Regions from separate parts of the Homo sapiens genome. Here all the other regions are linked to region 2. The links are chromatin contacts, found by Hi-C or POLR2A ChIA-PET in ENCODE. All regions are on one chromosome and are shown on one strand. The core of a region is the stretch at or near the end of the contact, and the rest is flanking DNA. Distances in the headings are between cores, read along the strand shown. Region 1 has its middle 35 kb from the start of IL12RB1. Region 2 holds the start of DNAJB1 (DnaJ heat shock protein family (Hsp40) member B1). Region 3 overlaps CRTC1 (CREB regulated transcription coactivator 1).

Region 1 (4,221 bases), core at 832-3,331, 3.5 Mb after region 2:
AGCCTGACCAACATGGTGAAACCCCGTGTCTACAAAAATACAAAAATTAGCCAGGCATCATGGTGGGGGGCCTGTAATCCCAGCTACTCAGGAAGCTGAGGGAGGAGAATCACTTGAACTGGGAAACAGAGGTTGCAGTGAGCAGAGATTGTGCCCCTGCCCTCCAGCCTGGGCCACAGAGCGAGACTCTGTCTCCAAAAGTAAAAAAAGAGACAAATAAACAGAGAAACAAGGAGAGACAGAGGCAGTGAGAGACAGAGACACAGAGAGATACACAGGGAGACACAGAGACAGGTGAAACAGAGACAGAGAGAGATGAGACAGAAACACACAGAGAGACAGACACAGAGAAACAGGGAAAGAGAGAAAGGGAGACACAGGGAGACAGAGACAGAGAGACAGAAGTGAGACAGAGAGATGAGACAAAGAGACAGAGAGAGAGACAGGGAGAGAGATGAGAAATGAGATAAAGAGAAAGATGACACAAATATTTTGGGAGGCTGAGGGGGGAGGATTGCTGGAGGCCAGGAATTAGAGACCAGCCTGGGCAACATAATGAGACCCTTATCTCTACAAAAAGAAAAAGAAAAAAAAAGATGGCAAAGAAAGAGACAAGGAGAGAGACAGAGAGACAAAACACAAAGATAGAGAGAGAGGGGCACAGGGAGAAAGAGACAAAGAGGGGCAAGACAAGCCAGGTGCGATGGCTCACTCCTGTAATCCAAGCACTTTGGGAGGCCGAGGAGGGCGGATTACCTGAGGCCAGAGAGTTCAAGATCAGCCTGACCAACATGGTGAAACCCCGTCTCTACTAAAAATACAAAAATTAGCATAGTAGGGTGGCGCACGCCTGTGATCTCAGCTACTTGGGAGGTTGAGGCAGGAGAATCTCTTGAACCTGGGAGGTGGAGGTTGCAGTGAGCCAAGATCACGCCATTGCACTCCAGCCTGGGCAATAGAGTGAGACTCTGTCTCAAAAAATTAAAAAAAAAAAAATTAAAAAAAAAAATAAAAGCAAGTCAGAGAAATAGAGACAGAGAGACAGGAAGAGATGAGAAATGAGAGATAGGGAGAGACAGGGAGGGAGGAAGGAAATAGGAAGCTGGGGGTGGGGCCAGGACACAGTGGCTCATGCTTGTAATCCCAGCACTTTGGGAGGCTGAGATGGGAGGACTGCTTGAGGCCAGGAATCTGAGACCAGCCTGAGCAGCAGAGTGAGTGCTCTTTCTACAAAAAATACAAAAATTAGCTGGGCTTGGTGGCACACACCTGCGGTCTCAGCTACTTGGAAGGCTGAGGTGGGAGGATTGTTTGAGCCCAGGAGGCTGCAGTGAGCTATGATCACACCACTGCACTCCAGCCTCTGGGTGACAGACAGAGACAGTGTCTCAAAATAAAACAAAATGAAAATTAGCCAGGCATGGTGGCGGGCACTTGTAATCCCAGCCACTCGGAAGGCTGAGGCAGGAGAATCGCTTGAACCTGGGAGGTGAAGATTGCAGTGAGCCGAGATCGCACCAGCCTGGGAAAGGAGAGCAAAACTCCGTCTCAGAATAATAATAAAATAAAATAAAGATCACTCCTGTTTAGTTGGTTAAGAAGAAAAAAAAAAGAGGTTAGGGGTACAAGACCAGCCACTGGGAGAAGAGGGCCCTCCTACCCGGCCAGAGGAGCCCCCTGCCTGGAGCTCCTGATCCCAGCACATAAGGTTTAATATTATTAAAGGTGATGATATCTTGGAGGGTTGGGCACCTCGTTCACCTAGCTCCTTCTCACCTCTCATAGGCCTCCCCGGGGGGTTAACTACCCCATTGCACCGATGGGGAAACTGAGGCTCGGAGAAGCCCTGGCTGCACAGGCAGTTGGAAGCAGAGCCAGGACTCGGCTGGATCCTTGAGACGTTTGTCGACTGACTGTGTGACCCTTGGCCCCTCCAGTCTCCAACCCGGAGGAGAAACCCGCCCCTCTTCCCGTCCCCCACCCCCAGCCCGCCCGGCGGGTGTTTTTTTTTTCCTCCTCCTGGGTATTTTGGTTTCGGCAGGAACCGCCCCGGGGAGCAGGCGGTTCCCGCTGGCAGGGTCAGCCCAGGGCGGGGACGGGAGCCAGGAGCAGCTCCAGGCCAGGGAAGGTGGGGAGGACTCGGGGAGGAAGCCTGGCCGTGGCCCCGACCACTGGGACCAGGCAGGTCGCGTCCCCATCCCAATCTTCCGGTGCCTCAGTTTCCCCACCTGGAAAGCGGGGCTCTGCGTGATCGCGGCACAGCCCGTGGAGGCGCGTCGCGCATGGGGCCGGGCGGGGTTTCCACGTCTCCGCCAAGGTTCTGTCCACTCAGTTATTAAACATTGATGGATCGGGGACAGAGCCAGAGGCCAGTGCCCCAAACCGGGGCGGGAGGTGGGGAGGGGAGGAGGGGGGAGGGACAGGCCAGAGGTGGGGGCTGGGGGCGGGGAGGATGGGGAGAGGTGCCCGCAAGAGGGGTTTATCAAGATCAGGAGGATTCTCAGGTAGCACACCCAAAGCACAAGCCAGCAAAGGAAAATAGATCAACCCGACTCCACACAATGCAAGACTTTTCTTCTGCAAGGCCACTATTAAGAGAGGCCTGGCACAGTGGCTCACACCTGTAATCCCAGCACTTTGGGAGGTTGAGGCAGGAGGATCGCTTGAGTCCAGGAGTTCAGGATCAGTCTGGACAACATAGTGAGATGAGACCTTGTCTATACAAAAAATATTTAAAAATTAGCCAGGTGTGGTGGTGTGTGCTTGTATAGTCCCAGCTACTGGGGAGGCTGAGGTGGGAGGATCGCTTGAACCCAGGAGTTCGAGGCTGCAGTGAGCTATGATTGCGTTGCTGCACTCCAGCCTGGGCAAAAGAGGGAGACTCTATCTCAAAAAAAAAAAAAAAAATGACAACCCACAGAATGGGAGAATATATGTGCAAATTTTGTATCTGATAAGGGTCAAAAAGATAAATAATCCAGTCAGACATGGTGGCTCACGCCTGTAATCCCAGCACTTTGGAAGGCTGAAGCGGGCAGATCACTCAAGGTCAGGAGTTCAAGACCAGCCTGGCCAACATGGTGAAACATTGTTTCTACTAAAAATACAAAAATTATCCGGGCATGGTGGCTAACGCCTGTAATCCCAGCTACTTGGGAGGCTGAGGCAGGAGAATCGCTTGAATCTGGGAGACAGAGATTGTGGTGAGCCAAGATAACGCCACTGTACTCCAGCCTTGGCATCAGAACATCAAAAAGAAGAAGAAGGAGGAGGAGGAGAAGGAGAAGGATAAGAAGAAAAAGGAGGCCAGGCGCAGTGGCTCACGTCTGTAATCTCAACACTTTGGGAGGCTGAGGTGGGAGGGTTACTTGAGCTCAGGAGTTCCAGAACAGCCTGGCCAACATGGTGAAACTCTGTCTCTAGTAAACATACAAAAATTAGCCGGGCATGGTGGCAAGAGCCTGTAATCCCAGCTACTTGGGAAGCTGAAGCACGAGGATGATCGCTTGAACCCGGGAGGCAGAGGTTGCAGTGATCCGAGATCACGCCACTGCACTGCAGCCTGGGTGACAGAGTGAGATCCTGTCTCAAAAAAAAAAAAAAAAAAAAGAAAAGAAAAAGGAAAATAGCAAGTGTTGATGAGGATGTGGAGAAATTTGAACCCCCATGCCTTGCTGGAGGGAATGTGAAATGGTACAGCTGACGTGGAAAACTTTGGCAGATCTTCCAGAAGTTAAACACAGAATTACCATATGACTCTGTGATTCCACTCCTAGATGTATACGGAGAAAACTGAAAACAGGTGTTTACGCCAAAACTTGTACACAAACTCTCAGAGCTGCGCTATCCACAATAGCCAGAAAATGGAAACCACCGAAATGTCCATTGATGGCTGAGTGGATAAATAAATAGTGACACATCCACACAATGGAATGCTATTCAGCCATCAAAAAGAACGAAACCCTGACACACACTATAATGAGGATGCGTTTCAAAAACATCTGAGTTTCTTTCACAAAAGAACAGACAGAAAGGCCACATATTGTATGATTTCATTGATATGAAATGCCCAGAACAGGCAAATCCATAGAGACAGGAAGCAGATTAGTGGCTGCCAGGGGCTGGGGGAGGGGAACGGGGAGTGGCTACTGATGGCACAGGTTTTCTTTTTGGGGAGATGAAAATGTTCTAGAATTAGGTATGAGTGATGGCTGCACAACC
Region 2 (4,381 bases), core at 1,469-3,968:
GGGAGGGCTGCCAGACCCAGTGGGGCAGACTGGAATGCCTTTTCCTGCTGTTCCCACCACCTGATGCCCTATAGCTCGAAAAACCACTGAAGTCTAGTGTGCGACTTTGAAAGATTGTAATATATGCTCTGGAAAACATTCAGCAGTACGAAAGCCCTCCCTGGGCCCTCCCACCCTCTCATGGTCCACAACTGGTAGAAAGGTCCAGAAATCCTTGAGCTCTGGAAAGGTCCCTGGTCAGTCCTTGGGGAGCTCAGATAGCTATATTGGAAGAACCTGCTCAAGTACGGTTCTTGATGTCTGGGGAATCCTTTCGGGGAAGATCACTTCAAACTCAATAATGAGGTCCCCACGTTTCTCGGGTGTTTTGGGGAGGGGGAGGCCTTCTCCAGGAACTTTTCGCCGCATGCCAGGCCTGATAACATCTTTGAATACGACGGGTATCGTCCTGCCGTCCAGAGTGGGGACGTTCACTGTGCAGCCACACAGAGCCTTGAAAAGCAAAAGGACAGCATTAGATGGAAGCTGGCTCAAGAGGCTCAGCTCTTGCCCAGAGGCCGTCTGCCATAGATAAGACCCATCAGGCCTCTGCAGCTAAGACCTGGCCCCCAAATCTACACGTCCCCACCACGAAAGCTCCACAACAGCGCCCTGGTCAGTCCTGTTCACTGTTGTGCCCCAAGCCTGGCACGCACCACACACCCCAACACATTGGTTCAGCAAATACTAAACTGCTTCAAAAAGCAGCCATCGCCCTCTACAGACACCGCCCCACCTGGCACCTTACCTCCCGGAGGCTGATCCTGGCAGGATAAATGACATCAGAGCCATCTCTCTTAAAGATATTGTGGGGCTTGTCCTTTAAAACAAAGACGATATCAGCTGGAATGTTGTTGGAGGTCTGGTCTCCTTCCTTGGGGAAAGTGATTTTGGTTCCTTCTTTCCACCCCTTCTTCACTTCGATGGTCAATATTTTGTCTTCGTTTCGAATGCTCTTTCCGTCGGGGTTTAGCCGCTTGTGGGAGATTTTCATCTTCTTGGTACAGCCGCTGTAGATCTCTTCAAGGGAGACTCGAAGGTCGTGGGTGACTGGGGGATCTTGCTTCTTTCGGGCGGGCTCTTGGGCAGAGCGGGAGCGGCCAAAGTTCACGTTGGTGAAGCCACCCATGCCCATAGGGAAGCCAGAGAATGGGTCATCAATGTCCATGCCTTCCTCCCCGTTCCGCTGCCCAAAAAAGGTGTCAAAGGGATTTCTGCCACCGAAGAACTCAGCAAACATGGCATGAGGGTCTCCATGGAATGTGTAGCTGAAAGAGGTACCATTGGCACCACCGCCGCTACCGCCACTGGGGCCACTCCCCTTTAGGCCTGAAAAGCAGATTTAGAAGCAGTCAGATGGCTGAACAGCAGACTCTCTCTCGAGCTTCCCTTACAGGGGGAAACAGCTTGGAAGCCATGGGGGAGGAACTTTTTTGTCTGTCAGGGGAGAGCAAGGAAGAACCCCAAGTTTCTACCTCTCACTGCCAACAGCAGAGACGCCCCCCTACCAACAGTATTTCCGCGTAGCCTGACAGTGGAAAAGGACTCATGCGGTTAGGTGTTCACCTCCAGGTGCCACCTAGGCCCTGCCACTCCTGGACTGACCCATCCTCCTGGCAACATCACCAAGAGATGGCTAAAGACACATGGTCCAGGGTCGGCTTTCGGTAAGTGTTTACTCTCAACGTTTTAGGGCTAATGGTGCGTAGGAAGAGAAGAAAAAAAAAAACAAAAATAAATAGGGAGTTTTTAAATCCTCACACATTAGCATTCACTGCCACCATCCTTGCACAAAAAGTCAGCTCCAGATCAAGCCCAGAAGCCAGCCTGAATCATCAACGGGCACAGGAACAAAAAGCCCTGCTCTCCTTACCCTCCGAGGCGGCCCCGCTCTCCGGACCTGGGCGGCCGCTGCCTCCTGCGTGCCCTGCCGGGGCCAGGTCATCACTTCCCGGGAATTATCCCAACCCAGCCCCCAAGCCCACGAACGGGGTCGGCTCCTGCATTCACAACCCCTCGCCCCGCAGCTGAGCCGGAGGCGCCGCCCCGCGGACCCCGGCGGCCGAGCCCAGGTGAGCCCGGGTCCGCAGCGGGCTCCGCCGCGCCGTCCCCGTCGTCACCCCCGGCTCCCCCACCCCCATGCACCGCACCCCGGGGCTGCTCGGGGCCGCGGGAGGAGGCGCCCGGGGAGGGGCAGCCCCAGACATGCTAGAAGCTTCTGGCCGAGCGGCTGGGCCAAGGCTCCTCCTCCCACCGCGCGGCCGCCAATCCGAGGGCGGAGGCCCGCGAGGCCGGAGGGCGGGGCAGCTCGGCCCCACGGCCCGGGGCGTCCTTCCCGGGGGGCCGCCGAGAGGGGCCAGCGTGCCTCAGTTTCCCTGTCTGTCAAAAGGCGGGGCCGCGCCCCTGGCCGCGAGCACACACCTTCCTCCCCGTAGCGGTCGAAGATCTCGCGCTTGCGCGGGTCGCTGAGCACGTCGTAGGCCTCAGCGATCTCCTTGAACTTCTCCTCGGCGCCGGGCTCCTTGTTCTTGTCCGGGTGGTAGCGCAGCGCCTGGCGGCGGTAGGCCCGCTTGATCTCCTCGTCCGACGCGCCGCGGGCCAGGCCCAACGTCTGGTAGTAGTCTTTACCCATGACCCCCTCCTGCGGCCCGCCGACCCGCTGTCGCCGTCCCCCGGCTCCGCCGCCGACCAGTCCCGGACTCTATATACCCGTCCGGCGGAAGCTTCCAGAGCCCGCCAGCCCCCTCCAGAACCTTCCGCCCCGCCCGCCCCCGCGGCGCCGGCCAATCGCCGCCGCCCTTTCAGCGACACGCGACATCCGGGGCGGGGCCTCGCCGTCAACGGCCGCCCGCGCGGGGCCACGCCCCCTCCCGCTCCGCCCTCGGCAACACCTCCCCGCGGCGCGCGCGCACAGGTCGGAGGAGGCCCCGCCCACCTTTCGGGACGAGCCAATCGCGACCTTCTTTCCCTCTCTACGCGGCCCCAGCTACCCTGCGTCCCGCCCTCCGCCTGGGTCAGTAGGTCGGGACCCACAGCGAACTTGCTGTTCCAGGAAGGGGTGGGGCCTGGGACTACCCAGTCCTTTCCCCGGGAGGCGATGAACCTGCTCGCCCTTGTCTCGTGGGGCCTGCGGTGGGCTCCCGCCCGGTGACGCCGGACGAACTACCTAACCTGTGTCTGCCTAACCCAGGGGCCCCCTTCTATCTACAACATGGCAATAAGAGAACCTATCAGGCCGGGCGCGGAGCCTCATGCCTGTAATCCCATCACTTCCTGAGGCCAAGACAGGAGGATCTCTTGAGCCTAGGAGTTGGAGACCAGCCTAGGCAACATAAGGAGACTCCGTTTCTATTTAAGATTAACAAACAGGCCGGGCGCGGTGGCTCACGCCTGTAATCCCAGCATTTTGGGAGGCCGAGGCGGGCGGATCACTTGAGGTCAGGAGTTCGAGACCAGCCTGGCCAACATGGTGAAACCCCATCTCTGCTAAAAATATAAAAATTACCCGGGCGTTGGTGGCACGAACCTGTAATCCCAGCTACTCAGGAGATTGAGGCCTGAGAATAGCTTGAATCGGGGAGGCGGAGGTTGCAGTGAGCCGAGATCCGGCCGTTGCACTCCAGCCTCGGCAACAGAGCGAGACTCCGTCTCATAAATAAATAAAATAAGTAAAATAAAGTAAAATGAACAAAAAACCCACCAGCGCTATTCTCCCAACCGTGGGGAGAAGGATTTTGGGACGGAAGACTGCCTCTGTTCTCACCTCCTAAAGCAAGGTGAGGATCTGGACGGAAGCGCATCTCCCAAGGTCCTCCCAGTCCCGCCTTCTTCCCTTTACTGCCCTCTCAAGATCACTTGCCGCTAAATTTGAAATTTATCTTGTCTCTTGGCTTTCAATGTGTCTTCCCTCCCAGTCTGACATCGCCACCTGGGCAGGGGCCAGGTCCTGTCTGCACTGGGTCCCCAGTGCCTGGAACGCAGTGAGAACCTCATAAATATTCCCCGTTCTTACACACGTGCTTCTTTTTCTTCCCCAACTACCTTTATAATTTGGGGGGACATAGGTGTGTCACACACCTTTCAAGGCCTCTGTTTCCTCAATTGTAGGCAACACGATCGCGTTTGGCTCTGAAAGTCTGGGGTGCCTCTGTCAAGGACAGAGCTGATGGGAAAAGGAGGCTCAGAAAGGGGTTCCACCTGGGAAGGGCCCAGGGAAGTGGGGGAGGTTCCTGGAAGAACTGCCTGGGAGGTCAGAGCCATGTAACACTGGCTCTGGAACCAGACAGCTGGGCTTCATTCCCAGCTCCAGCATTTCCCGGCTGGGTAACCTTGGGTTAGTTAC
Region 3 (4,786 bases), core at 2,160-4,659, 4.2 Mb after region 2:
CGGAGGGATTCAGAAGCACTTGGCACCGGGGGGAGCAGCCTCATCGGTGTCCAGCCAGGGCCACACAGTCAGCCTCAGCCCCCACCTCGCTTCCTTCTGGGCGAGCTTAGACCTGGGAGGCCTCTTTTTTTTTGGAGTGCCGTGGTGCGATCTCAGCTCAGCAACCTCTGCCTCTCGTGTTCAAGCGATTGTCCTGCCTCAGCCTCCTGAATAGCTGGGATTACAAGCGTGCACCGCCATACCTGGCTAATTTTTGCATTTTTGGTAGAGATGGGGTTTCACCATGTTGGCCAGGCTGGTCTCCAACTTCTGACCTCAAGTAATTCTCCCTCCTTGGCCTCCCAAAATGCTGGGATTACAGGCATGAGCCAATGCTCTTGGCCCAACCTGGGAGGCCCTGCTGTCTTTGGTGCATGGTGCAGTAGGGGTCACAGTGGTCTCTGCCTCATTGGATCATGGTGAGACGTGAATGTGAAGGCATCTGGTGTATCTGGAATGGGGCCTGGCATAGATACTCACTGTGTGCTCACTGCTGCCAAGATGCTGGAGGTGTGGCTACTGTGGACACATGGTGTACCCAGTTGGCACTGGGCAGGCATTTGGCAGGCATCCAACAGGTGCTTGATGGGGACACAGCAGGCCTGCAAGAGGCACTTCGTGCCCACACAAGGAAATATTTAGCAGATGTTCAGTAGGTGCCCAGTAGATGCTCAGCAGGCACACAGTGTGTACTCAGCTGGTGTTCAACAGGCTAATGGTATGTACTCAGCTGGTGCTCAGCAGGCTTACAGTGTGTGTTCTGCAGGTGCTCAGCAGGTGCACGGTGTGTTCTGCAGTGTGTACTCAGCAGGTGCTCGGCAGGCACACGGTAGGTGCTCTGCAGGTGCACAGTTTGTGTTCTGCAGGCGCTCAGCTGGCGCAGCATGTACTCAGCAGGCGCTCAGCAGGCACTCAGCAGGCACACAGTGTATACTCAGCAAGTGCTTAGTAGGTGCACAGTGTGTACTCAGCAGGCACTCAGCAGGCACAGTGTGTACTCAGCAAGTGCTTAGTAGGTGCACAGTGTGTACTCAGCAGGCGCTCAGCAGGCACAGTGTGTACTCAGCAAGTGCTTAGCAGGTGCACAGTGTGTACTCAGCAGGTGCTTAGCAGGCACACAGTTTGTACTCAGCAGGCGCTCAGCAGGCACACACAACAGTGTGTACTCAGCAAGTGCTTAGCAGGTGCACAGTGTGTACTCAGCAGGCACTCAGCAGGCACAGTGTGTACTCAGCAGGCGCTCAGCAGGCGCTCAGCAGGCACAGTGTGTACTCAGCAGGCACTCAGCAGGTGCACAGTGTGTACTCAGCAGGCGCACAGTGTATACTCACCGGGCGCTCAGCAGGCGCAGTGTGTGCTCAGCAGGTGCTCAGCAGATGCGCAGTGTGTACTCATCAGGTTCTCAGCACATGCACAGTGTGTACTAAGCAGGTGCTCAGCAAGTGCAGTGTGTACTTAGCAGGCACTTAGCAGGCGCACAGTGTGTATTCCACAGGTGCACAATGTGTATACAGGTGCTCAGCAGGCGTACAGTGTTCAGCAGGCACACGGTGTGTATTCAGCAGGTGCACAGTGTGTATTTGGTTGCTGAGCAAGTGCACACTGTGTACTCAGTAGGCGCAGTGTGTGCTCTGCGGGCACTCAGCAGGTGCACAGTGTGTATTTAGCAGGCGCTCAGCAGGTGCATAATGTGTATTTAGCAGGTACTCAGCAGGCGTACCGTGTGTGCTCTGCAGGCGCTTAGCAGGTGCACAGTGTGTATTTAGCAGGCACTCAGCTGACACACAGTGTGTATTTAGCAGGCGCTCAGCAGGCACAGTGTGAACTCAGCAGGTGCTCAGCAGGCATCAGCAGGCTCTGGAATCTGACCTCCCTGTGGGCAGGCCTGTCTCCAGTTCATTCTGGAATCTCATAGAAGCAGGTGCTCTCTAAGAGGGCCAGTACCATGTCACATGGTCCAATGTCCCCACTTCAGTCCTGGGAGGGGTGTGCGGGGTCTTCTCAATACCTCCATCTGGGAACATGTACCGGCTGTTGAGGGGCCCTGAAGTGAGAAGAGTAGTTTGTGGTCTTCCTGGAGCTCACATTTTTCTAAGCAAATCCTGAGCCTGTATACTTGTACGGAACACAGTGTGTTCCAGGGTCAAATCCTCGGGGTAGGATGGCCCTGGGGCTGCATGATGGTGCCCACCCAGCCCTCTGAGTGCCTGAACAAGAAGCACTGGGGTGGCCCGGTGAGTTCTCCCTGCAGCAGTGAGGGTTTGGATAGGAAAGTCCATTCCTCGAGTCAGTTGGTATTTCCTGAGCATCTCCTGTGAGCTGGCCCCGGAGACACCTTGGAGAGCAGGTCAGCTGGAGACCCTGCCCTAGGGAGTGACAGGAAGCCACACCTGTGCCAGCTGGCCCTGCCCCTGAGGTTGCGGCTCTGAGCCAAAGCGAAGAGCCTGGCCTCGCCTGGCTCTGGGGGTGATGCCTCGTGGGCCAGGGTGAGGGGTTGAGATCTGGTCCTGGGATGGGGAGGGTTTTGAGCAGGGCAGTGATGTGGGATTTATGCTTTGCAAGGATCCCATTGGCTGCCATGTGGGGACAGGCCTGGGAGGAACGAGTAGGGAGCAGCAGGAGGCCTAGGAGGGGCCAGGGCAGGTGTCCCCCGGAGATAGTGGGTGCTGGGGCTCTGTGATGACCTGGGGCTTGGCAAAGGCGGGCTTGTGACAGACTGAGCCTCATCTCGGCAGCTCTCACACCCATGGATCCTGAGCCTGATTCCCCAGGAGGGTTGGCGACGGGAGGGTTATGTTAAGTGGCTGCGTCTTCCATCTCAGGGAGCCCCACACTGGGGAACGTCACCACTATAGCGGCTGAGAGGCTTTGGGTCCTCATTTACTACATAAAATTCCCCCTTCTCTGTACTTGGGTCCTGACGCCTCCGCTGGTCCCAGGAGTTTCACTCCGTGGGGTGGGGTTGAAGGGTGCGGTGAGGCCCAGAGGGGCTGAGTCTGCTTGGAAGGGTGGGCCTTCTCCCACTGCGGGTGCTAATACCCTGTGCCCATATCCTAGCCACCCTGTCCCTTATCCACATACCCCACTCTGGTATTTCAACAGCCCAGAGACCACCACGGTGCTTGGGGGCTCTCGGCAAGGGGGCGAAGCCTCCCTGAGAACTTCTGCAGGCCGCCCTTCTCTTCCCTTTCCTGCCGGGGCTCTTGCTGCAGAGAAGCTCTCTGCCACACTTTTTTTTTTTTAAATAAAAAAAATGAAAATAAAGAAATCATTTATGTTTCAAAACTTTGATTAAAATTGAAAACAGAAACACCACAGCACTTCCCGTTTCCTCTGCATCTGGCACCACTCACCTGGGTGCAGAGGGTGGGTGGGTGCATGCCAGCTGGTCATTCGCCCGGAAATCTCTGGGAGGAAGTATCAGCACAGCCTAGCAGGGCGCCTGGGACTGGCTCTGTGGGCTGGCCGTCCCTCTGGCTGGGGACACGGGGAGGCCGAGCGTGTCCGCAAAGACACGCGAGCTGTCCACCTTTCTGGGCTGCAGGGGTCTGCAGAACCTCGGAACCTCGGAGGGGCTCTCTGTCTGCTTCAGCGTCTCTTTCTCAAGTGACTGAAAGCAGAGGCTCCCTGCTGCGTTACACCATTGAGTCCTTTCGCATCTGTGCGCATCCCGCTTCCATCGCTGCGGGGATCCCTTCGGTCCTCCCAGGCAGGCGAGATTGGTGGCTGTAATTAGGACAGGAGTGGCTCATTATATCATCACAGAATAAATGCACAGACCCTGGGGATGATTTATGGTCCCAACAGCCTATCTTTGCGCCCAGGCGGCCTCGGCCTCTGTTCGGCAAGGAGCCCGCTAATCCCTTCACTGCCGGCTCAGCCGGGGCAGAAGGAGGAGCCTGAAGGTCCACCATGGGGTGGAGGCTGCCTGCTCGCGGGCCCGCCCCCAGAGCCCGGGGCTCATCACGCTGCTCTATGCGCCTCTGTTGGCTCCTGCCAAACAGTCCCTCCCTTCTGTGCCTCAGTTTCCTGGCTGTAAAAAGGGGGTGCTCACAGAGCCCCCTTGAGGAGTCGTCACATGGATTAGATGATGCATCCACGCAAAGTGTCTGGCCCCGTGCCCGGCCCGTGGTGGGTGCACACCTTGAAAGATGCCTGCTTGGCCGAGGCCAGCTGTTGAGCTGCTACTTGGGGCAACAGTGAGAGCAGGATCGCACCTTGTTCACCTCTGTGCCTTGGCCCAGAATATGACAGCTGCCACTGTGTGGCTTATGGGTCATCTGTTTAGTTTCACCTGAGGGAGTATTCATTGCTGTTAACTGTTTCTTATGAGATAGGATTTTTGTTTTTTGTTTTTTGAGACAGAATCTCACTCTGTCACCCAGGCTGGAGTGCAATGGCGCCATCTCAGCTCACTGCAACGTCCACCTCCTGGGTTCAAGCGATTCTCCTACCTCAGCCTCCTGAGTAGCTGGGATTACAGGCGTGTGTCACCAGGCCCAGCTAATGTTTTTTATTTTTTTTGTATTTTTAGTAGAGACGGGGTTTCACCATGTTGGTCGGGCAGGTCTCCAACTCCTGATCTCAAATGATCCGCCCACCTTGGCCTCCCAAAGTGCTGGGATTATAGGCATGAGCCACCGCGCCCACCGTTTTGTTTTTTTTTTTTTTTTTTGAGACGGAGTTTCACTCTTGTTGCCCAGGCTGGAATACAGTGGTGCAATCTCGGCTCACCGCAACCTCCTCC

The links. Hi-C counts contacts between places; a loop is a spot of excess contacts on that map. ChIA-PET counts read pairs that join two places held with the same protein, here RNA polymerase II (POLR2A).
Region 1: POLR2A ChIA-PET joins it to region 2 with 10 read pairs in GM10248. The contact joins the enhancer-like site here to the promoter of DNAJB1 in region 2. POLR2A ChIA-PET finds 5 or more read pairs at or near these places in 2 of 52 experiments (GM10248 and activated naive CD4-positive, alpha-beta T cell).
Region 3: a loop to region 2 is called in a map with no recorded cell type, with 16 times the contacts of the local background. The contact joins the enhancer-like site here to the promoter of DNAJB1 in region 2. A Hi-C loop is called at or near these places in 1 of 37 single-sample maps with no recorded cell type. POLR2A ChIA-PET finds 5 or more read pairs at or near these places in 1 of 52 experiments (common myeloid progenitor, CD34-positive).

Annotation. Positions count from the first base shown.
Region 1 is chr19:18,049,895-18,054,115 of GRCh38, forward strand. No RefSeq gene overlaps it. Among named protein-coding and RNA genes, the nearest start is that of IL12RB1, 35 kb to the right of the region's middle. RefSeq lists an enhancer at 1,673-2,174. Within about 2 kb of position 2,082, at least 11 of the 41 ENCODE cell types and tissues checked have a DNase peak (open chromatin) inside an H3K27ac peak, as active enhancers do.
Region 2 is chr19:14,515,679-14,520,059 of GRCh38, forward strand. DNAJB1 (DnaJ heat shock protein family (Hsp40) member B1) reads right to left here and starts at 2,719. Exons shown (of 3, transcript NM_006145.3): 1 at 2,461-2,719; 2 at 788-1,368; 3 at 1-492. The coding sequence starts at 2,671. The coding sequence ends at 262. RefSeq lists silencers at 2,001-2,570, 2,781-3,100 and an enhancer at 4,013-4,381.
Region 3 is chr19:18,697,227-18,702,012 of GRCh38, forward strand. All of the region lies in intron 1 of CRTC1 (CREB regulated transcription coactivator 1), which reads left to right. Among named protein-coding and RNA genes, the nearest start is that of CRTC1, 16 kb to the left of the region's middle. RefSeq lists enhancers at 2,841-3,687, 4,031-4,080. Within about 2 kb of position 3,410, at least 31 of the 41 ENCODE cell types and tissues checked have a DNase peak (open chromatin) inside an H3K27ac peak, as active enhancers do.